Regions from separate parts of the Mus musculus genome. Here all the other regions are linked to region 2. The links are chromatin loops, found by intact Hi-C in ENCODE. Cell type or tissue: left cerebral cortex. All regions are shown on one strand.

The links. Peaks named below come from ENCODE experiments on the same cell type or tissue, not always from the same donor. Only the 100,000 strongest peaks of a DNase experiment are listed, where the experiment ranks them.
Region 1: a loop joins it to region 2, with 7 times the contacts of the local background. A loop is called at or near these places in 4 of 42 quality-filtered maps.
Region 3: it touches region 2 in a loop (3-fold over the local background); 5 of 42 quality-filtered maps call a loop at or near these places.

The regions. Positions count from the first base shown.
Region 1 is chr12:82,074,716-82,082,715 of GRCm38, forward strand. The region is part of intron 3 of Gm30799 (a long non-coding RNA gene); the gene reads left to right. Among named protein-coding and RNA genes, the nearest start is that of Gm30799, 9.0 kb to the left of the region's middle. In left cerebral cortex, a CTCF peak has its summit at 1,250; DNase peaks (open chromatin) are centred at 191, 861, 1,265, 2,400 and 5 more places; H3K27ac peaks cover 6,880 bases.
Region 2 is chr12:82,155,853-82,163,852 of GRCm38, forward strand. No RefSeq gene overlaps it. Among named protein-coding and RNA genes, the nearest start is that of Gm30799, 90 kb to the left of the region's middle. In left cerebral cortex, a CTCF peak has its summit at 3,697 (motif pointing left); DNase peaks (open chromatin) are centred at 358, 1,695, 2,857 and 5,045; H3K27ac peaks cover 740 bases.
Region 3 is chr12:82,100,696-82,108,695 of GRCm38, forward strand. The region is part of intron 6 of Gm30799 (a long non-coding RNA gene); the gene reads left to right. Among named protein-coding and RNA genes, the nearest start is that of Gm30799, 35 kb to the left of the region's middle. In left cerebral cortex, a CTCF peak has its summit at 373 (motif pointing left); DNase peaks (open chromatin) are centred at 2,268, 2,504, 2,989, 3,713 and 3 more places; H3K27ac peaks cover 4,643 bases.

The sequences.
Region 1 (8,000 bases), 81 kb before region 2:
ATTCACTGAACCTGGAACGTGCCAATCCAGCTAGACTGTCTGGTCAGCAAGTCCCAGGGGTCCCTTTGTCCGCCTCCCCAGCGCTGGAACTTCAAGTACATTAATTACACAGTACTGGCTTTTTATTGTGGTGCTGAGGATCCACACTCAGGTCTTCATGCTTGTATGGCAAATACTTTACCGAGGGAGCCAATGGAGCTGAGGGAAGCCATCTTCTCAGTGCTTACGCAATCTTTCTTAACACTTGCAGGATACTTATGGTAAAGGAGCTCCAGACATGGGATGGGGGTGGGGCATTCCCAGGGCAACTGACTTTGTCTCATTCTAGAGTATACCATTAACACTACCCACCATGAACAGTGCTCCCTGTCTTTTGTTTAAGCACATGCAGAGCAAATGCTTATGTATGTGTATGTATATGCATATGCGTATGTATATGTATATGTGTATGTGTATGTGTATGTGTATGTGTATGTGTATGTGTATGTGTACGTGTACGTGTACGTGTACGTATATGTATATGTATATGTATATGTATATTTTCAAGATGCCCCCTGCCATATTCCTGGAGTCTACAAACTCAGTAAGTGAACAGTGAATGACTGAAAAGGAATAGTTATTAACAATCTCTCTCTCTCTCTCTCTCTCTCTCTCTCTCTCTCTCTCACACACACACACACACACACACACACACACATACACACACACAAGTTCTCTGTCTTCAGAAAGTTTATCCTGTGCTGAGTTAGAAGTTATCCAAGTAGCTGGACAAAGAGGTTCACGCCCACAGTCCCAGCACTTGGGAGGTTGAAGCATATGTTCAAGGCCAGCTGGGCTCCAGAATGAGACTGTGTCTCAAAAACAAAACCAAACAAATATGTAAGTCATTATCTGAAATTTGGAAAATATGTCATATCGAGCAACATGCAAATCAAGTAAAAACCTGGGCCCCAGAGGAGCAAGGGATGGAAGGCTTCTGACTAGGCATGAGGCTGGGAAGCCCTTCTTGTTTGTTTTTACAAATGCAATGCGGGTCTCAAAAGGTCAGTGGCCTTTCCGGCACAGGCGCAGTGAAGCAAGCTGCTGGGTCTCTGTTCCTGATGTTTTTCTCCTCCCGTGCTAATAACTAACAGAGCTGTGCATCTACAGTTTACAGTTTTCAGCTGCCTTCATGGGTATCACGTCTCTGTAAGCCTGGCCGCCTGCACCGCCTCCAGCACCCAGCCTCAGAATCCAGGTTCCCTTGCCTCTGGTGGAAGATGTGGGATGTGTTTTGTCGAGGGTGGAACATCCAGTTCTCCCTGCCAGGCCCTGCCTTCCAGCATTTTCTCACATCCACTCCCTACCTGTTCAAGGGCTCCCTTTCTGGAAGGCGTCTGCAAGACCATGGGAGGGCCCATCCAGTAGCGCTGGACCAGATGAGGCAGAGGGCAGATGAGCCAGCACCTTCTTGCCCTGCAGGCAGAGACAGGCATCCTTACTTTTCACTGGAGCTCGCAAGTACAAACAGTTACATAAGCCTCCCACTGACTTCCAGGGCGCTTTTGAGCAGATTCCATCCCAAGTCCATTAGTTCTATGGGCCCCCCAAAGGCAGGGCAAAGTTGGGGTTTATCATGTGGAATCTCCACCATTTAGGCATTGGCACTCTCTGTCCTTTGTTCCCTCCTCCCTCTCCCTCCTCCCTCTCCCTCCTCCCTCTCCCTCCTCCCCTCTCTCTCCTGCCTTCCTTCCCCTTCCCCAAGTTCTTCTCCACTAAGGTTGTACTCTGCTTCAGGCATCTCCTGAGAGCCAGTTCTGAACCAAGCCCACAAAGCCCGAGCCCTAGAAGCTTGCTTCATCCTGGTCTCTCCTGTCCTCGCTCTTGCAACCGTCTTCCTTGGGCTCCTCGGTGTACCACACAATGAGCTAAGGGTTTACTGAAATTCTTTAGTCTAACTTTCTCTCTCTCTCTCCCTCTCTCTCTCTCATTCGCCCTGTTTTTGTTTTTTGAGATAGGGTCTTACTGTAGCCCAGGCCAGCCTCTCACTTTAGGGACTACCTCATCACCTTCTAAGTTTTTACACCTGGCTTTATCATCCCATTATTACACTCTACCTGATAGACAGTATTATGTTCCACTATGCCTTCTATATTATATGTCACATACTATATATATTTTCCCATATAAGGACATAGGGATCAAGAGGTATTTAAATCATTGGAACTTGCACAGCTGGGAACAGCTTGCACAGTCAGTCGACCCGATTGCCCCCAGATAGCTGGCTGCCGACACCATTCCTCAACACGTAGCAGCTGACATCTACTCTCAGCCTCAGTGCACAAAGAAAAGGAGCCTTTAACACAATGTCTTCAGTGCCACATTTTCCCTTTGAGACTCCGTGCTTTTTTCAAAATCGGTAACGTAAAAATGATGCGTGCCTTTATGGTGTTCATATTTTAATTCATGCACACAGTGTGGGATAGCTAGTTGTTTAACATATGCATTGCTTCACACCCATTTCTTTGTGTTGTGAACACTTAAAATCCACTCTGCAATGTTCAAGTGTATAGACTGCTGTTAACGCTGAGTTACAAAAAAAAAAAAAAACCCAAAAAACCAACTGAGTGACAGAGTAAGGACCATGGTGTGTACATCTTGGGCATCACTATTTCCTCATTTCCTGGGAGTTTGGAAAACGATGTGATTTTTCAATCATTTCTCTAGTCCACAGAGCATGGAGAGCTTTTCTCCTTCTCCCGTAGAGGGTCTCAGGTCCATGCTGGCCTCGAACTCCCTGTTTGTTTCCTTTTCTCTCCCTCCACCTCCTGAGTGCTGGGATCATGGACGTCTACGAACACACCCAGTCAATTCAGTGCTGGGGTTGACCCCAGAGTGAGGCAAGCTCTCTACCCACAGAGCTCCACCCACAGCCCTTGATTGCTTTCATTTTGAGCAAAGGTCTCACCTTGTTACTTGAGTTGGCTTGGAACTCACTAGGTAGCCTGGGCTGGCCTTGAACTTGCAGCAATCATTGTACCTCAACCTCCTGGTGCTGAGGTTGTTGGTATGAATCACCACGCCCAGCTGAGAAACCTTTTCTGATATCCCTGTAATGCGATGAACTGCCTGTCCCTAAGGTTGTCCCCTAAGGTTTGAGCTCATGAGCTGGTGACAAAGGCGAAAAGCAGTATACAGTGTCAGCAAGTGGGATAAGGATCTACTGACTCTCACCAACGGCTTTTGATTTTGTTTTTGTTATTTATTTATTTATAACTGGATCGTAGTCATAGAAGCAACCAAATGCCTAGTGACAGAAACATTAAAGTTGAGCTGCAGAAATGTCTCCAGCTAAGAGCAGGCATACAAGCAGGCATACAAACACGCCTTTTTCCAAGACAAATTCTCCTCTCTTCCCCCACTGGTACATGCTTCCCAGATCCCTCCCCACACACTTTTCCGCCTACAGGAATGACAACTACAGAACCATCAGCCTTTTGTATAACAGGAGCCTCCATCATGGCCCCGCTTGTCACCAGAGACCAGAGACCCAGTTGTTACAGCCTTGGTGGCTGTTTTCAGTGCCCCCCACTTTCTCTCACATCTCAGGGGGAGACAACCGTATGCTCTTGACAGCACCTTTCCTCCAGCGGATGCTTCTCCTCCTGATGGTGGAGGTGCTGCCCCTAGCCAGCATCCCTGTCTCCGTTCCATTTACACCCTGCTAGGTTAAAAGCCAAAGAATCAAAAGGAGTTGAGTAATTTTCTTCCTGGGGTTTCACACAGTTTCTTTCAGGGACGTCTTCAGTTTAGAGCAGGAGGGCTCCTCCCCAACCTTCCAGCTTCCTCCTCAGCCTCCGGAACTGACTCCACTGCCCACCACTTCACAGTGGGCCTTTTCCACCAGACACTTGGGATAGCCCTTAGGCCATTTCAGTAAAACCCCTCCAGCGCGTGAGCTTGCACACGGAGTCATTGTGCTACAGGCTGCATTTAGTTACCTCTGGGCTTCGCACTTAACTTCCTCCCCCAGACTCTAAAGTCTCAGAGAAGTTAGGGACAGGAGCATGCTCATATCTCTTGGCTCAGTACCTTTGCACTCAGAAACTAATCAATATGCTCAATGAATCTTTCAACCACCCTTCTTATATTAAACATAAAGGCAATGATTTAAGCACCATGAATCAAATAGTTAATCCCACTAGGATATAGTTTAAGGTGCATTGGCATGCCTTTGGGTGATTTTTGTCATTGTGTTGGCTAATCACAACTGTCAACTTGATGGAAATCACCTGGAAGAGCAGGCTCTTAAGGAGCTGCCTGGATTAGGTTGATGGAAACAAACCCTTTCTTCTTTAAATTGCTTTTATCAAGGTTTATTTTATCTTTTTAATTTTCTATGTCTGGGTGCTTTGTCTGCCTATAATATGTGAGCCATATGCATGCTGGGGGCCTGTGGAGGCCAGAAGAGGGCATCAGATCCCCTGGACCTGGGGTTAGGGATGGCTGTGAGCCACCATATGGATGTAAGGAATCAAACCCTGGTCCCTTGCAAGAGCAACCAGTGCTCTTGACCTCTGAGCCATCTCTCCAGCCCTGTGTCAGGGTATTTAATCAAAACAGTGGGGAAAGTAAAAGAGTAGTAAGCCTTGATGTGGATGGAGTTCAGCAGAACTAATTACTTCTTTGCATATAGCACAAGCAACGGCTAAGAGTCCAGTTTCTAAATATGTGTTCTATCTGGAGAAAAGCCCCTGTCTTCTCAACCAAAAATCACTTAACCCTTTGATGGACTGGAGAGGTCTCTCAGATCAAGCAGAACAGGACAAAAATCATCTAACATTGTGAAGACATACTGCGAATGGTCAGTGAATGTTCAGTCAGTCTGACATATGACAAGGCTCAGAAACAACTGTAATATGAAAGCCCTCCTCACCCGCCACCACTCAGGCCTGACCCAGAAAGCTGGAGTCAAGGTCTTCAGTGGTGAGGATGCACAGGATGGGAGTGGAGGAAGGTCCTGCCAGGTGGCAGGCCTGACAGATGTGACTGGGGATGGAACAACCCTAAGGGTGCATGAAGAAAACCAATAAAGTTCAGCGTGGATCCCCAAATCCGGGGCCCAGGGGGCAGGGGAGTTCTTGTTGCAAATAGACTCTATTCATGGCAGACAGAGCCTCCAGTGAGACGTCCTCAGATAGTCCCAGTAGTGAGGACAGTCTCTCCTGGAGGAACACGCAGACAAAAGCATAGAAATCCCAACCACCACCCTCTGAACCCAGAGAGTGACTTAGCTACTCCTGCATCGCTGTGAGCTAAAACGTGACAAGGCAACCTGAAGGAAGGAGAGGCTTAGCTCAGTTCAGAGGGTCAGATCTGTCAGTCAGTTATCCCAGAGAAGGTGTGATGGACCCAGCTCTTCCTACCACAGTGTCAAGAAACCAAGAACGAGACAGGAAGGGGGTCATGGGCTCCTTCCTTCTTCCTTGTTCCTCCCTTCCTTGTTCCTTTTTTGTTCCTTTCCTTCCAGCCTGGTCAGTAAACAAGAAACAAAATATCTGCCTGCGAGTTCCAACAGCCAGTGTACTGGGCTTTCTGCTCTCTCTCCTCCCCCTCGCTCACTAGTGTCTGGTATAGGGGTGGGGTTTCTATGAATGCCCTGAGCTACCTTTGTGCTGTTTTTAGGCTTTCTATTCTATAGACCAGAAAAAAAAATTGCTGAAATTAGGAGACATTTGAATGTTCCTCCTCAAGCCCAGAAAAGCTCTCTGCTGTTGCTATGTTTAAGAGCCCAGCATCGAGCTGTTTGGGCTTATGTCTTGCTGTTATGTAATAAATATGTTTTTCAGCTTTGGAAATCTGAGTACCTCTTGCAAGGATGAAAATGGTGGTCTCACAATGCTGTGCACCCCGGGGACACTTGGAAGAGGGTGGGAGAAGACAACAGAATACCTTGGGAGTATTCAAAGAGGGATGTGTGCAGAGGCGATATGAATGACTACTGAATTCCCAAAGAAACAGCAGAGGGGAGAAGAGAAGGGAGAAGAGGGGAGGGATGCTATGTATGCACTGGTGCCAGGGAATGCGTCATCAGAAACCACACTAAAGCTGCTGCAGAAGTCAAAGAGACACAGGAGAGGTGGACTGGTCTATTGGAGAAAGGAGATTTTATTAGCTCCTTCTATTATATAACAATTTACCCTGGTCTCTGCTGCTTAAAATAGAGTGCATTTATTATCAGGCAGTTGTGCGGTTCAGAAGTGTGGCAGTTATGGCTTGAATGTATGTCCCCCATAGGCTCCTGTGCTTGCACACTTACTCCCCTACTGGGGTGCTGATCAGGGAGGTTGTGGAGCTTCACGGAGGAAGTGGCTCATTCCAGGTAGGCCACGAGACCTGATAGCCCAGCCCCATTTCCTGTTCTCTCTCCACCCTTAAGTGTGGATTCAGGGTGACCAGACAGCCTCTTGCACTTGCTAATGTTCCCTCCTCATATACAGCCACGACCCTACCCCCTGCACGCTTCCCCCCTCCAGGAAAGGCATCCCTATAAAACTATAAACCAAAATCCACCCTTTCTTTCTTAAGATGCCTTTGTCAGGGTATTTATCAAAGAAAGAATCAAGAGCTGAAGATGGGCAGCGTAGCCAGTTCTCTGCTTGGTTAGGATCTCACGAAGTAAGGAGTTCACGTCCCCACTCCTACACCATTACCAGCAGAATATGGTTGCCCTTGGTCACAGGACCAAGGTTCAGTGCCCTTGCTGGATGTTGCTCAATTAATTACAATTCCTTACCTTGTGGCTCTCTTGCACAGTCGAGGCAGGGGTATCAGGAGTTCAAAGTCAGCCTTAGCTACATATACTGAGTTCAAGGCCAACCTGGGCTACATGATGCTCAGGTCACATTCTTCCGCCCTGTAATCAGGGTCCCCGAGTTCTACTACTTGATTTTCAGGTTGCTGATTATGAGAGCGGTTCTGTTACCAGGAGTCAGGTCTGGGCTCCAGGTGCGCCTCCAGGATTTTGGCCTCTTATTGAAATGAGGCTCCCACAGATTTGCAGAAGTAACAAGAGAACTTTATTCAAAGTAAAGAGCTTGGACAGATCAGATCCACTGTTGAGAGTGACAATAGGCCACAAGAGGAAAGGTACTCAAGGGCCCCCAGTTATTGCCTCGATCTTCCTTTTATTATTATGGGGGTTTGAAAGAGAACAGACCCCATAGGCTCGTACATTTGAATGTTTGGTCCTCAGTTGGTAGAACTATTTGGGAAGGATTGGGAGATGTGGCCTTGTTAAAGGAGATGTGCCACTGGAGGTAGGCTTTGAGGTTTCAAAAGGCCACACTAGGTGTCTCCCCCTCTCTCCTCACCAGGTCCCCACTCCCCCCTACCAGGTCTCCCCCATCCCCCTCCCCCCACCAGGTCTCCCCCCACCAGATCTCCCCACCTCCCCCTCCCTACTAGGTCTCCCCTCCCCTTGCCTGCTTCCTGTGGATCGTGATGTAAAGCCCTCAGCTACTGCTCCAGCACCATACCTGCCTGCCAGCTGCCATGAGCCCCACACCATGGTAGTCATACATTAGCCCTCTGAAACTGTAAGCAAGTTCCCATTTAAATATTTTCTTTTATAACTTGCCTTGGTCATGGTGTCTTATCACATAAAAAAAAATCTATAAAAAAGGAGGGATTCGGTTACTGGTGGTATGGTTTAGGTGGTTGCCTATTTTGATAGATAGATTCTGTTATATAACCATTTTTCTGTTCTGTGTATCCCAAGGTGGGGCAGTCTCTGGATGGCCTTTCTTTCAGTCTCTGTTCCATTTGTTTGTTTGTTTGTTTGTTTGTTTGTTTTTGTTTTTCGAGACAGGGTTTCTCTGTGTAGCCCTGGCTGTCCTGGAACTCACTTTGTAGACCAGGCTGGCCTCGAACTCAGAAACCCGCCTGCCTCTGCCTCCCAAGTGCTGGGATTAAAGGCGTACACCACCACTGCCCAGCTCTCTGTTCCATTTTTGTCCTTG
Region 2 (8,000 bases):
AAAGCTTGCGTACAAAACTCTATTGTATACTGGCTTCTCCTTCAGACTGTGCATTCCCTAGTGTCCAGGAGTGTGTTAACCTCTCTGGCCCTATATTCTTTACTAGACAGACAGGTGACAGACAGGTGACCAGTAAAATGCGGAAGAAGTGGGATGTGCGGATGTCAGAGCTCAGGCCTCGAGAGACACAACTTCCACCTCCTGTCCCTGTCTGGAACCCTACCTTTTAGTTCCCGTAAATCCCAAGACTGCCTGGCTGGAAAAGCTGGCCTGCAGCCTGGCAGCTCTCAGCCTTCTGTCCCTAGCTGCTAAGGTGCTGGTGTCTGTCTGACTGAAGCCTCCAGAGTCCTAGCAAGATGCTCGTGGAGCAGGAGGCCCTCCTGGCTAGGCTCCCTTGCGGGATCACAGGTTCTACTAGATGGTTGTTTTAAACCTATGAGATTTACAGTGATTTGTCACACGAGATAAACAGAACAAAATCCACGGGAGAGTAGTATCATGTACACGGCTCCCACTCTCTCCCCAGAGATTGGCTTGTATCCTAACAGCTATTCTCGCCTGAATAGGGCTCGATAGCGCACGTGTAAGCAAGGTTTATTTTTTATTTTAAAATTATGGCCAGCAGTAGCTAGGAATGCCGTGGCCCATCCTGTGTGTGCTCTCAGGCAGAGCAGACCAGAGGGCCAGAGCAACCTCAGGACATGAAGCTTGCAAAGAGAATTGTCTTTAGCATTCAGAACCTGTAGAAGATAAAACCCATATTTCTTTCTTTCTTTTTTTTTTAAATATTTGTTTATTTATTTATTATATGTAAGTACACTGTAGCTGTCTTCAGACACTCCAGAAGAGGGCGTCAGATCTCATTACAGATGGTTGTGAGCCACCATGTGGTTGCTGGGACTTGAACTCAGGACCTTAGCAAGAGCAGTCGATGCTTTTAACCGCTGAGCCATCTCTCCAGCCCCCCATAGTTCTTTCTTCTGATCAGTGGAGGGTTCTACCGGCAGCTAGAGGTGATAGAATGGGCTTAGATGGAAATGAGATATAAATCGAGTCACCCGTGGCTGTGACAGTTAGAACCATGAGATTGAATGAAAATTACACAAGATAGATACATTCTCCTTCTTTGTCACCTTCATGGTCGATCCATAAATGCAGCTGCAAAAGAAAAGAAAGACATATGGGGGAGATGAAGACAAAGGAATCTGATCAACAGGAAAGATGGCTGTGAAAAGTTAGCCGTTCATATGCATTAGAAATTTGGATTTAGGGACCTGGAAATCATGTTACTAGTGTTTTATGGATTTCCCCCAAATAACTAACGAGAAGAACTTAATAATAAACTAACGACAAAATAATGGGCTAGTGTGAAAATTCTTGGGCAAGATGGGAAGAAATCGCAGTACCCATCCTAACAAGTGATTTGACTTATTTTAAAGGTTTTCTTGTTGTAAAGTGGGATCTGTTTCTTCCATGAAATAACCTGAGTTTGCAGGAGGGACAGAAAAGTCGTGTAGAAAGGAGAGAAAGGATAAGCAGCCATTAAGTAATGCCATCTTTTGAGAAATTTAGAATAATCTTGCTCTTTCAATGCAACCTCTTTGTAAAAATTTAAGCAAGTCGCTCTTTTATTTCTGCTTCATATGCAGGGATGATTAAGTGTGTATAAATAGCTCCCACCTGTGAGATGGCTCAGCAGTTAACGGTGCTTGCCACTAAGCTAAAAAAATCTGGGTTTGAGCGTTGGAACCTGCATGACAAAATGAAAGAGCCGACTCCAGCAAGTGGTCCTTTGACCTCTCCACAAGTCATGGAACACCTGCCCTTACCACACCACGCACTCTTACACAATAATAATTAAATGAAAACCTCACACATACAGATAAATAAATGCAACTTTTAAATAAAAAAACAAACAATTGTGGCTACATCGTAAAAGGGGAATAAATGTACCGGCGAGCTATACAAACAGAAATACTGTCTAAGAATTCAACATCTGGCCTGATTCCGTTGCTTCCGAGACTGGAAATAGTCCCACCCAAAGACTTCAGATGTGCATATAAGAGACTTCTCTTACTGCTGTGACAAAAAACAGCTTGTGACAGAACACCGCACAAAATCAGCTTGGTGGAGGCAGGGTCTACCCTCACAGTTTGTGGATACAGTCGGTCACAGCAGGGCAAGGGCTTGAGGCGGGAGTGTGGGCGTCTGGTCACGTGGCATCCACAATCAGGAAGCAAGGAGAGATGAAAGCTGGAGCTCAGCGGGTTTCTGCCTATTTCTCTTTTCGTTCAGGCTAAGCCCCCAGCCTATGGTCTCCTACCCCCTAGTGTTAGGATGGACCTTCTCACCTCAAATACTCCAAAGTAGAAACTCCCCCAAAGACATGCCCACAGATCTGTCTCCGCGGGGGTTTTAGATTCTGTCAGGTTGATGATCAGTATTAGCCCTCCTTAGAGCTTAGTGAGTCAGTCAGGCAGTCCAGAGGAATATGTTTCGTAGAGAGCCCTGAACCGTCAACCCACCATTGCTACCACTTCTTGGGCTCCATCCGTTGCGCCATAAGAAGCACTGATTCCATTAATCATTATTGGTCATTTTTCCTTAGTATTGAAGATACTATTTCTCTCTTCCTAACTATATGACAGTCTCAGGAGCAGAAACTTCGTCGTATGTAATTCCTCCACACTGCATCTTTATTATGTTTCTCCCTTCTTCTATCTTGGGAACTATCACCCTGCCATCTCCCCACACTTTTGTCCAGGCTCCTCTGTGCCACTTTCTAGAACTTGCCCCCAGACTTCCGGTTGCAGCTGACGGAGGTGGGCGGGCCCCTCTCTTACAGCTGGTACGGTAGGACGCTTTTCCTTCAGAGATTTTGCGGACGTGGGAGATGTTGTTTGGAATGGGTTCACGAGGTATTCTCCCACGTGGACCAGAAAGATGGAGGAGACTGTTCTAGCGAAAGAGGGAAGAGCAAGATGAAGACAGCTACAGAGAGTCCTGAGAGTAGCGGAGGTGTGTTCGTGGGGCTCGCTCCCCACCGAGGCTATTTTGGAAATCATTTTTGTTCTTTGCTTTTTATAATAAAGTTCATGTTTTGTGTAAAGGTAGTTCTGGTGGCCCCACAGATTCTGAAAAACAAAACGAAAACCAAAAAAATCCGAAGAGGCAAAGGGGGTTGTGGATGGTTTCTAGGCCAGCAGTCCAATTCACAGGGCCTAACAAAACGCATACTATTTCGCTTAGGGTTTTTGTTTTTGTTTTTGTTTTTTTACCTCAAAGTCAAGTGTGGTAACACACACCTTTAATTACAGCACTTGAAAGGTAGAATCGGGTGGATCTCTATGAATTGGAAGCCAGACTGTTCTTCACAGTGAGTTCCAGGCTAGCTAGAGCCACAAAGTATGACCTTATAACATAAAAACTTGATCACCACCACCATCATCATCTTAAATAAAACAAATTTGCAGAGGTTAAAAAAACTTTCCCCAAAGCTGGACAGCTACTAAGTCTAGAGGTAGAGGCGGGACTTGTGACCAGGTTAGAATGAATCCAATATGGTGGCCTGTATATTCTTTGGTGGGACACTGGTCTCTTTATTCTTGCTCCTGTACTGAAGAGCCAGGCTATGGGGATTTGAATGAGTTCTGTTAGCCAGTCAAGCATCATGGAGTTGGTCTTAGCTTATTGGTGGGATTGTGTTTTGTGCTGCCCTCTAGAGACAGTATGGAACAAGTAAAGTATAACTGCCCATCAGGTCTACCAGGAAGCTGGATATAGTTCTAAGAGGGAGCCACTGGATGCATTGGTCTTCAGGGTTCCCCATCACAAAAACTAGTGTGGGCTGGCCAAATCGGTGCAATGACTAAGATCCACTTGAGCCATCATGGCTGCCAGAAAAGCATCGAGGATGTACACCACACCTACTCAAGGTCTTCATACCTGGTCATCCTGCCAACATGAGCTGTGGTCATGCTTGATAGCCAAGGTTGGGGGTTTAAGAGACAATGATGGAAGACAGGAGTGATAAAGGGAAGAGAGAAATCATATTAAGAAAGTGGAAACTGGGCTTGGGGAGGTAGCTCAGTGGGTAGGGTGCTTAGGGCTTGAGTTTAAATCCCACATATAAAAATCTAGGAATGGCTGGTTCACTGAAAGACCCTACCAGGAGGCAATAAGGCAGAAAGCAATAAAGGAAGACACCCTCTTGTGGCCTTTGCATATGCATGCATAGGCACACATAATTGAATACAGTGTAATACTCGCCTGAGTATGCACACATGTGTACACACACACACACACACACACACACACACACACGAAAGGAGAGACCTTCAGAAACTCTGATCAAAAGTCCAAATGTCAGATTCTCAGATTTTTGACCAGGAACAAATAGATTGCAACTCCCCCCCCCCCCCCCACCAAGGTAATTTATCAGCATTTTGTCTAAATGGGTGCAGTCTTGATTTTCTAAAAAAGAAAAACAGAAAACAAAACAAAACAAACCAAAAAAAACAAAAAAACAAAAAACCCCAAACTATCCCATCTGAAATTACTCAGATAGTTGGCTAAAGAGAGAACCAGAACTACAGAACTACAGTTCAGAAATGAAGTCTTCCTTGAGGTTTTGAGATTTTCCTGTAAGTTCACACTGCATACCCACCTCCACAGTGTGTGTGTGTTACAGGGCACACACGCACAAACAAATAGTATGGAATTGTATGTTGTGAATGTAGGTACACAACACACTGGTAGACCATATATTTAACATGTACAAGACCCTGGGGATCAATCCTCAGCATGGAGGGAAAATTACATGTAGTGGCCTTGGCTCTTTCTCACACCCAGCGGATCATGATCAACTCCCAAGTAAAATAAGCAAGTAAATGAAATGAGACTTTATTTGTGGACAGTGACTTTGTGATGTGCTGGAGAAGCGGGTGCCAAGCTGTTGTGCAGTCCTAAATATAGCCGAACCATTGGCCCGTGCAGTCTTCCCTCTTTTCCCTTAAAAACTCCTTGCTGTAAGAGCTCCCCAGTGAGCTCTCAGACAGAAATACTCACCAGTTCCTGCACTCGGAAAGACACAGCCTCTCGAAGTGCTCTCCTTGGATGCTACCGTGCAGGGGCAACTCCAGAGCTTCTGACTTCTTGTGAGTGTCGTCTCTATTGGCTGACAATGTTACAAGGCAGATGAGCCTTGGGAGGCCTCAGCTGACCACATCTGTGTCATGAGCAAGGCTCTTTTCATTTCTATGCATTTAGAAAAGACAAGGAACTAAAGAGGGAAGCCTTTCCCAACATCTTGTCTACCGTGAAATCAGACTCAGAGGGGATTGCCAACCTTGAAGAGAATAGTCAAATTATTTCAAACAGAGCAAAGCGCTCCCTGAAAGAAAGTACTATTGGAGAGATAAATAAAGGCACCGTTCAGAGAGATGCCTTCTTTTAAACATAACTGGAACAACATGCCCTGATGGCTACACAGAAATAAGTGGTGGAGGATTGGTGGGCCAGAAATTTCAGTCCTGCTGGGATTTTTATTGAATCCATATTTACAAGAAAATGATCTGAACACAATAATGTCATGAACAACTTGACAGGACAATGCTTTGTGAGAAGACCGCTATAGTACGAAAAGAAAGTTTGCGTGAGTGCTTTAAATGAAAACGTGAGCTCAGTGCAGTGTATGAGCAACAAACAGTGGTTGTTTTTTCATTTGCACACCGCCCTCTTCTGCACCATCTCCGCATCTGTAAATTCCTCACCTTTCAGAGTTCTCTGCATCCTGAATGTAAATTTGAGTACAAGTCCACCTTGCCACAGATCTTTCAGCAGCTCTTTAGTATATGGAAGAGAAAGCCCAAGGACCTTGCAATGTTGGCCCTTGGCATTTTGACGTCATTCTCTCAAGCTGACATTGGTGCCTAAGACCTGGGATGCTTCCCAGACCCTGCTCCTCTATCTCCGTGGCACTAAAAGCTCCTGGAGACTTCCTAAGAGGAGGTAAAGGCAGATAGACTGCCACTCCACTAGGATGACAGCTCTCTTCCTGCTTTGCTGTTGAACATCATTCATTCATTCATTCATTCGTCCGTTCATTCATTCATTCAAAAGGCATTTCTTTGGTGTCTTCCTTGTGCAGAAACTGCTAGACCGTAGGGATCAGGTGACATAAGTCTATTACCTAACATTTCTTCTGGCGGTCAGAAATCCCATGTGTGTATAGAGTGTAGAGAGGCTTGCGGGTTGCATTCCTGCTGAAGACACCTCAGGAGAGTCTGATTTGCCCACGTTTTCATTCCCTGGGGGTGGTCCATATTTGTTGGTTCATGATCTTCTTCCTCCATGGTCAGCGATAGCTCTGAAAGCATCTTCATCTGTCTCCATGGCTTTGTCTCTTTCTTTTGATTCTGATTGTCTGTCCACTGCCTGTGAGAACCTTGTGACCTCATTGGCTCCCTTGAGTAGTTCAGAGTTAGACCCTTTCTACTTCAAGATCATTACTGTGAGCACACCTTCACAGTCAGTCCCCTTTGCCACGGAGGGGAAGATGACATCGATTCTGAGGATCTTGGGAGCAGCTGACTTTGTTTACTACCCTCTGTTAACTCTTCTCTGTTGTTAAATCAGAGGAGCTGGGAGCCATGGCACATGCATACAGTCCCCGGTACTTAAGATTCTGACTCTGGAAGATCCCTTGGCCAAAGGAAGTTGAGGCCAGTAAAGGCAATATAGTGAGACCTGAAATCAAACAAAGAACCACCTGCAAACCAACCAAACAAGAGAAAACAGAAGCATCTAGAATTCTAATTCTATTTCAAGGTGTTGGAATCCTGCAGTGACTATGGATGTGCCGACAGGGGCTCCAAACTGTAGGTAGGAGACAAATGATAAGCTGACCAACAGTTAAATAACAGAAAGCAACAGGAAGTTAAGGAAAAGGGAAGCTGGCGGGAGCCTGGAAGTGGGAGGTTGAGACGACTGCTGTTATGTCCTGGTGGTCACAGCAATCATTATAGAGAAGTGGCCAAGGTGGCTCTGGAATTCCAACAAGAAGGAGCGGAACACAAAGAAACAGGAGGGGAAGGCTCAGAAGTCAGCCAGGATGATGAGACCACTTAACATGCAGAGATTTTAAAAATTGTGCTGCTAGCGAGGAACCCACCTCCTGTACCTTGGGAACACTGTCCCACATGGCCAGCTACACTTCAGCCCAGTTTAGTGATCACTATCCTCAGCCTGAAAAAGTTACAGCGTGTGGAGATGGTTGTGACTCAGTGGGACCTGGGGCAATGGGGGAAAGTACATTGCTAAGATACCACCTGATCCAGAGAAGGGGCTTGTGGGGAGAGAGGTTTGGCTTGCCTTTGCCTCTGTCCAAACTTGTTTTTTCTTCCCGGGGTTGAACCCAGCTGGAATCCCCTGGTTAAGGGAGGCTCAGAAATGTGGGGGTCAGATCTCCTGTGAGAGAGAGCACCGGGGCTCCTGCGAGTGAACAGGCAGATGATCAACCTAGTCACCTTTGTACAGACTAAGGGAGCTCAGGGACTGAGCCAAACAGTGCTTGGGGAAAGAGTGCTCCTGGAAGAGGGCTTAGCAGATGTGAGGCCTGAGGCAGGAGAGTACCTGGTTAATGTATTTAAGGACAGGGGGGTTATCACTGCGGCTGCAAAGGAGGAGGTTGGAGAACAGAGTTCACCTTCTATGCTTGTTGGTTCTACATCCTCATAGATTCAAACAACCATGGATGAAAGATATACTTGCACACACACACACACACACCACACACACACACACACACACACACACACACACACACACACACACCACACACACACACACCACACACACACACACACCACACACACACACACACACACACACACACCACACACACACACACCACACACACACACACACACACACACACACACCACACACACACACACACACACACACCACACACACACCACACACACACACACACACACCAC
Region 3 (8,000 bases), 55 kb before region 2:
GAAAGGTGTGTACCCCCATATCTGTTAAGTTTTTTGTTGGTCTTTTTGGTAATTAAAAGGCAGGCAGTTTTACCTCAGGTTTTGTTTTATTTAAAAAAAAAAAACTTATGACCTCTAGAAACCATATATTTGGGGGACATGGTCAAAGGACGTTATCAACTTGTATGAAAATATTCTTATGAAACTCAGTACTATCTATGTTCAGCATATATGAGTCCAATAATAATGGTGATAAGGGTAATACTGAAAAAATGGCTCAGCAGCTATGAACTACCCATTCTTCCAGAGGACCTGTATTAGATTTCCAGCACTTACACAGTGGCTCACAACAGTCTGACTCTGGTGCCCCCTTCAGGGCTCCTTCGAGAATCAGGCATACAAGTGGTACACAGACATACATGCAGGCAAAACACCCATACACATAAAAATAAAAAAAATTAAAATGAAAAACAAGTTAGAAAAACAGATATAATTTAGTCATTCCATCTGCTCATTATTCATTTTTAAACTGAATTTGTAAATGACATTAAGAGCGTTCCACCTGTATTTACACAGGCTTAGGGATTTAATAGATATGGCTCCTGCTCTTGGGGGATTTCCTATCCAATGAGTGAAGAGGAACTAATTACGGTACACAGTGAGATGAAACAGTAGGCCACGTGTTGAGGAGCAAGCTGCCTGGGATTCAGAGGCGTCCTCTATAATCCCTCCAAGCTAAACCTGTGAGCGATGTGGGTAAACACAGAAAGTGGGTGTGAAGAGAGATGGGGGGGGGGCTGGGATATGAGCAAGCCAAGGAAGCCACTAGCTCTACCCTGTGAAGTCCCCAATTGGTCACAGGGCATCGCAGGACAGTGACCATGAAGGCTGAATGTGGACAGGAAAGCAATGTCACACCACGATATGATGGTGTTGTCTTTACTGGGAGGATGACCCAGAAATGGGGCTGAACTCAGAAAGCCAAAGCCAAAGCCAACAGTGCATCGGAGCCAGAGGTAAGACCTGTGCCGGCTCAGTAGTGGCATTCTAGATCAGAAAACAGCCTACCAGAACTTTCCATGCAAGCTGGGCACTGACCTCGTCTGCCAGTGCCTGATCCTGGGCAGCAGTTGGGTTTACTGTCTGACAATAAAAAGAGTAGAAGACATTTTTATTCAACACAAAAGCTTAGGCAGTGTTTCTTGTCCGTGTCTTGGACTCAGCCAATTTGCAGCATAATTGTTTCCTACCCTAATGTGTATGCAGTAGAATTAGTTCTAGAGGCTGCCATGAGACTAGTCCACAGCAGAGTAATATCTCTGGGGCCCAGGTAGTGAGGAGAATAGAATGTGCCCGGGGTTGGGAGTTGGGGGTGGGGCAGAAGTCCATGGCAGTCATTCTGTGTGGTAGGAGCAGGGAAGACCATGTGCAGGAGTCAGGCTTCGTAAGTTGGTGTGCTGACCTTCAGGTCAAGGACAATTCAGCGGCCATCTTGTCAACAAGCAAATAGTTCTTGTCTCTTGGTGTCTCTGTTCTTTGAAGCCCCCACCACATCCTCCTTCCTGCTTTGTCCTGGGTACCTTTTCCCTAGGTCCTCGAGACTCCTTTCCACATCAGATGCATCTCTTAAAGAACCTTTGTCCCGACTCTGAAAGGCACACAGCGTCTAAGATCCACAAGCCTCCACGGCCACCCTTCATCTGTCCATGGCTGGGGCATAAAGAGTAAGGAGACATCCCTTTGCCTTTTTGTGGAAAATCCCACAACTCTACCCCCCTGTGTTCCAAGTTCCCAGCAAGCAGCCACCTTTAGTAAGTCAGGCCCTGACAGGATCTTACACACAAGGTAGTAATAACCTTTACCTCTTCCCTGCTTGGAAGGCTCCTTAATTTCCTCAGGTGGACTAGATTCACAAAGAACTGGGAATCCCCTGCCTGGTGTCAGGGCACCCAGGTCTTGAAACACAAAGCCTTGGTTGCTTTTCCTGGAAAGAAAAGGAGGCAATTATCTCTCTGTCCTCCGTTCCTCAGATTAGGAAAACAGAAACTAAAGCCGTTTCTCAACCACTTGGGTAACCTCCTTGTCTTTTGAGAGTCTTGCTTTCTGATACCCACCGACAGATCAGCTGGCACCCTAGTCTGGCACCTTGAAGTCTGTCAGAGCCACGGATCCTAACCCCTTTAGTCTACTCATAGATCTTTCCTGAGCCCCGACTCTGTAACTCATAGGCACCCCTGCCTGAGAAAAGATGGCTGCCATGGAATGGCACCTCCCACTGTCTTCTCATGAACTCCTGGTGTTCTCCTCACCACCCCAAGGCGCCTGATCTGGTTGAAGGTGACATGAAGGTGACATGGTGACACAGAATGTGAATGGCTGAAGGCTAGAAATCTGAGCTGTCTGGGAACCCCCTCACCTCTCGTGTTTCTAAAATGACTTCGGAATTAGGGTGCAGGCATGCAAAGCCCAAGGGAACGCCATCATTTTCGAGGAGGCCAGCTGTCCCCAGATCCAGGCCAAGAAATCCTAGGATCTGATGGCCCACACTCAGCTATGTGGCCAAACCGCTTCACGTCTGTGCTTCAGAAGTGACTGGGTAGTTCCATTGCTGGTCTTAAAGGAAGGGCCTCTGACTTTTCCCAGAGATGATGGAGTTCTTGGTCCTACCTCCTTCTTGTCTGCTTAGGAATCTTTCTCGGCTCCCTTAGGTGCCTAAACTCCAGTTCACACGAGTGGGACATTTCTACATAATTTCCTTACATACAGTTGTTTCAGGGGGTTCCCAACCCACAGAGTCTCTTTCTGTGTCTCTCTGTGTCTCTCTGTCTCTCTCTCTCTGTCTCTCTGTCTCTCTCCCTCTCCCTCTGTTGCATTTTCTACCTGGTGTGGAGTGAAAGCAAAGCCAAGTTCTCTCTGAAGCCCAAACTAAGGGACTTGGTCCAAGTTCTTCACAGAACATTCTCAGCCAGCCTTGGTGGGAGCACATTTGTAATTTTAGTTCCTGAGGAGGCTGAGGCAGGAAGACAGCAAATCCACCGGTTATGTAGCAAGTTTGAAAGGCCTGGGCAACTTAGTGAGACCTTAAATAAAATAAAAACATAAATAAAATTATATAACCCATTAAAATGTTATTTATTATTATTATTGGGAGCGGTCATGTGCGCGCACACACACACTGGTATGTGCATGCTACGTATGGTGTGCCTGGGAGAATGGGGGCACTCCTTTGAGCAGTTGGTTCTCTCCTTCCACTTAGGATCTAGGACGGAAACTCAGCTCTCTAGGCTTATGTGGCTCCTGCTTTTACCCACTGAACCATCCCACAAACCTTAAGATAAACCTATTAAAGGGCCAGGTATACCTAACTCAGTGAGACAGTCCTTTGCCAGCATGCTCTGGGTCAATACCTAGTGATATGCCTACACAGAGTGTATCAAGATTCTCCAACACTGGGGTCACCCTTTCCAGCCTAGCCCTGTGGACTCAGGCTAAGCCTCCGTCCATCCTTATACCTGGTGCCTGGAATGTTCAGTGATAGTTTTAAGAGCATTAAAACTGCATGCCTGCTCCTGCCCGCCTTACCCACCCATCAGTCTAGAAGCCGTATCCGTTCCCCTCCTCCTGGTTGTGGTTCACATCTCCATCCTGCTGCTGTTCTCGCACATGCTCAGAACAGCTGATGATCTGATTTGTGTTTTCCAGATCTGTTGCCTCGCCCGCATCCCCAGGCTGGCAGATATTTTAAGCACATGAATCAGGGTATCTGGCATGGCTTCCTCTGCAGCAGAGCTCCGGCTGCAGGCATAATGAAGTTGGGAGGGGGAACAGTTCAACTTATCAGGGAGGAGCTTTGCGTTGGTAACTAGTCTGCCTGGCAACAGCACAGGCAAAGAAAGATACCGGGCCCCTTAGTATCAGAGTCAAAGCGTGCACCCCCAAAGATCAGCATCTTTATACAGTTTCCCTTTGCTGCGGGGGAGGGGGAGAGTATGCTCCTTTTTAAAAAAAAGGAAGATAAATTTTGTCTGTGCATGTTCCAAACGATCGATGTTCCCTACCAAGCCACAAGATAGGGAGATGTGATGGGCAGCAATGTCATCGGTCCGTGGCGATCCATGGGTCATAAGAACTCCATTTCTGAAGTAAAATGGGTGGCTGGAAAAGAATTGGCACCAGGCAGTGACCTCCATGATTCTGTGTGGGCATCTTGTTTGCAGAATGGGGCTGGAGACAGGAGAGAAGCTAGCATTCTTTTCCATTTCTAGTCTCCTGAGCATGCACGCATGCCTGATACCGGTCTATTTCATGAGGAATTCATGCAGAATGAGGGGCAAAGCAGATAAAGGATGGCATGGACTTCCCAGTACTTGGGGTGACTTCAAGACCTCTCAATGTATAGGACGGACAGTGACTGACACAGTCGAAGCGGAACCAGGGTGTGTTGGATACGACTTGGCCCTGGCTCTGTTGATACTGGAGGCATCCTGAAATTGTCTCTCCTTTCCCCTTCCCAGTTTCCTTTCCACCATGTGGAGAATGAGCCAATGATTCCACAGAAGTCTTCCCAGGTCTGGCATTCTAGAATTCCAAAGTCAAAGATAGTTTTACCATTCTGAAGCAGAACGTTTAAAATGTTCCTGTAAATGTTTATAAATCAGACACCTGAATCGTTAGCTTCTCCCTTCTCATCTCAGTGTGCATACAAGCCTTCAGGCTTCAGTGTCTCCGAGCATACACAGGCCATGGGATCTGGGATGCATTTACATTTTTAGCATCAGTGTAATTCTATTTGGCTTCGAGCCACAGGAAGTTCAAGCCTGATTCAATTAAAAGTTTTATAAAATGAGATTTTAAAAATGAAAGACAACGCATTGCATATGCGAACCCATTGTACTTTATATTGGTATCCAGTCAGGCACATTAGGGGCGACTTGTGCTCAGGCCAAGAATCTGTTAACAATCCACAGAGTCGAATATTTTACTGTCTTATTTGGAAGCATGGAATTTAGGAGCTGGCAGGGGCTTAGAAGGTAGGCAGGCATGGCCTGTCCAACAAGGGCGAGAGGACTTTGAGTTCGGCTCCTCCTGATGCAGTCTTCACGGTATGGGCCGGAAAGGCAAGCAGATGAAAAGCCATCTGTTAAACCTGGTGACGAGAAGGCCGTCAACCACATAAAACAGAATTGGATTCAGTCTGCTTCTCTTTCCGTGGAAAGCTTCCAGAGCAGGGGCGAAATTCCTGCAAGTCAGTGAAGGGGTGGAGACAACAGGGCAGATGACAGGCAGAGGGAGAAACAGCCCAGGTAGCAGCTGCAGCTGGGTTTTCCCCGTCCAGCCCACACTGCAGAGAGGCAATCCTCCTTGGGAACAGAATGGAAGACAACTCAAGACTCAGAAGGGAACTTTGAGCCACTGTAAACGGAGAAACCAAAGAGCCTCAGTAATTGGTCAAAACTCCAGGTCTGGGTAGACAGGCATATGTCGGTGGAGCCTTGAAGAGAAACTCAGACAAAACCCATGGGGACAAAGATCCCGAGATGAGCCAGATTTGAGTAGCTGGGGACAGTCCCAAGCTACAGAATGGGAAGGCATTGTTCAAAGGTGAACGGTTCTCCACCGGTTCCTGCTGAAATCTCGGATCCCAGCTGGTGTCACTATTTTGGGAGGTATTGGAGACTCTCAGGAGTGTGGCCAAGGCCCGCCCCTCTCCCCCAGGAAGGGGGCATGCCTTTGAAGGGTGGATCTTGCACATCCCTCTCTTCTCCTCCTCTTCCCTCTTCCTCACTACCGTGAACCAAGCAACTTCTCTCAGGCCTGTTGTTTCTCTGTTGCGGTAGGTCTAAAGACAACGGAGCTGAAACCCTCCAATCTGTGCCAAAGTAAAGAGTGCTCATGGTCACTCCTGAGGAGAAGGTTGAGAATTCAGTTGAAATCAGGAGAAGAGGGTTTTTGGAGGTCAAGGCACCGGATTCAAAACAGTGACTCTGAAATGTCTAGAGCTCTTTTTGTTTACGTAACTGTGGCTGGGTAACTGTTTAAAGAAGCTACACAGCAGTTTTGGCGCAGCCAACAGAGTGGGAGAATAGAGAGCAATCAGGACAGAATTATTATTCTCTTTAGTCATCAGATATCAGAACTGAATACAAGGTCAGTTTGTCTCCCCTGTGCTCACAAGCCATTAAAAACACAGCAGAAAGGAGTTAGAGCCATCTGAATACGTTTACCAAAAATTACAGGAATACTTCCTGTCTTACAGAACAGGATGAGATAGTTAGGGAGGGGTGTTTGTATCAGGACTGATGCCGAGAGCTGCTCCCAGGTTCTCCTGTCTACTGCTTCCCATTTTTCCCATGATGCTCACGTAGGGTGGCTCTCCTCACACCATTTTAGGCATTGATCTGGGCATTGATATTTAACATAGTGAAAGCAGAAGACTCTCACTTGCATAAGTTCTTAGGAGCAAGGAATTCCCTCCCAGGAGCACCTCCCTCAACTCTCCCTCACAGCTTGTCTGTCAGGATTTCAACACAGACTCCCGAGGCCAAACCAATGGAAACGTCAAGAGATTAAGGGAAGTGATAAGGCTTAGGCCTTCCCCCAGGGCACATGGTCACCAGCCTCAGGTGAAAAGACTGTGTAGGCATCACAAGGAACGAACGTAGATCTGAGCAGCACATGGGGTTACGATGGCTAATGGCCACAGGGAATGGAGGTTGAGACACCCTCTTCATTGGGTCTTTGCTCTCTTCTTCAGGGACAGTAATAACACCCAACTAGCCAATAGCCAACAGAGGTGACACACCCAAGGCTTCTTAAAGAGAGAGTTCTCAATTCTCACTGCTCTGGCTCAGCTTGGTGGCTTTTCTGGCACACCATTTTGCCCTTGTCTGGTAGCTGAGGCTCAGTGCGGGTCGCCAGAAATTAGACATGACCACATTGGTGACGAGTCAGAGCCTTTTTTGGTGGAAGCAGGAAGAGTTTCAGAATCAGATCTGGTTTGATTGTTGAGCTTTGAGATAAGGGGAACTTTCTCTAGGCCCACCTCCACCACACTTCTTTTGGCACGTGAATCCCATCAAGGGAGACAATATTCTGAGAGCTATCATAACAATGAATTCTGTAAGTCCATGAAAAAAAATGGTGGCATTCCAGGGGCTATGGAAAAGGAGAAATGAGTAGCAGAAACCCTATTTTGCTCTTACAACCATCCTCTCAATTCAACACAACCCAAAAGAAGCCAAAGAAAAGCTGAAGAGTGGGAGAGAAGCCTGGAAGGAGAATGATCAAACCTGCTGCTGTGTCTAGGATGGACCAGATGCACATGGATACTATTCACATTATTTTATTGTCAGAATCCTAAAGTCAAGTTCTGGAAAAAATGTCACAGAGACAAGAGGCAAGCAACACACTCTAGATCTTGTGTTGGGGACCATTGCTTCCGGTTTCCCTGTTCCTCTCTTTCGTCTTCCCGACAGCATTATGAGTCCCCTCGTAGGGTTTCCAAGTCCAGTGTGTTCTTATACTCTAACTAAACTGACTGCCATGTCCCAGATACTCAGCAAAGAAATCTAGCAGAAGCGGACGATGATGCAAGAAGGCAGTGCATTTCATCATGACAACACCAACAAACAAAGATCTCCAGTCATTTCTCTATGATGGTGAAGCCAGCTAGGCAGTTAACACACCAACCATCTCTACCCTGGACTTACTATTGACTACCATGTGACTGATGACAGGCTACAAGTCTATTCTAAACTCAAGAGCCAACTTCTGTGGTCTGTGGAGGCTCCCCTTACCTCAGAGATGAGCCAGCAACACAAAGAATCACAAACAGATCTGAGAATCAGGGACCCCTGCGTGCTCACCAGCTTCCACTCCTTAGCTCTCTCCATCTCCTTTCACTGTTTCCTGTATTTGCCTTCGCCACTTTCTCCTTGCTGCAGCACCGCGAGCTCTGTGGTCCCCACTTATGGGACCCAGATACATGGAACCAGCAATCCCGAAAGGGTGGAGCCCTTTCC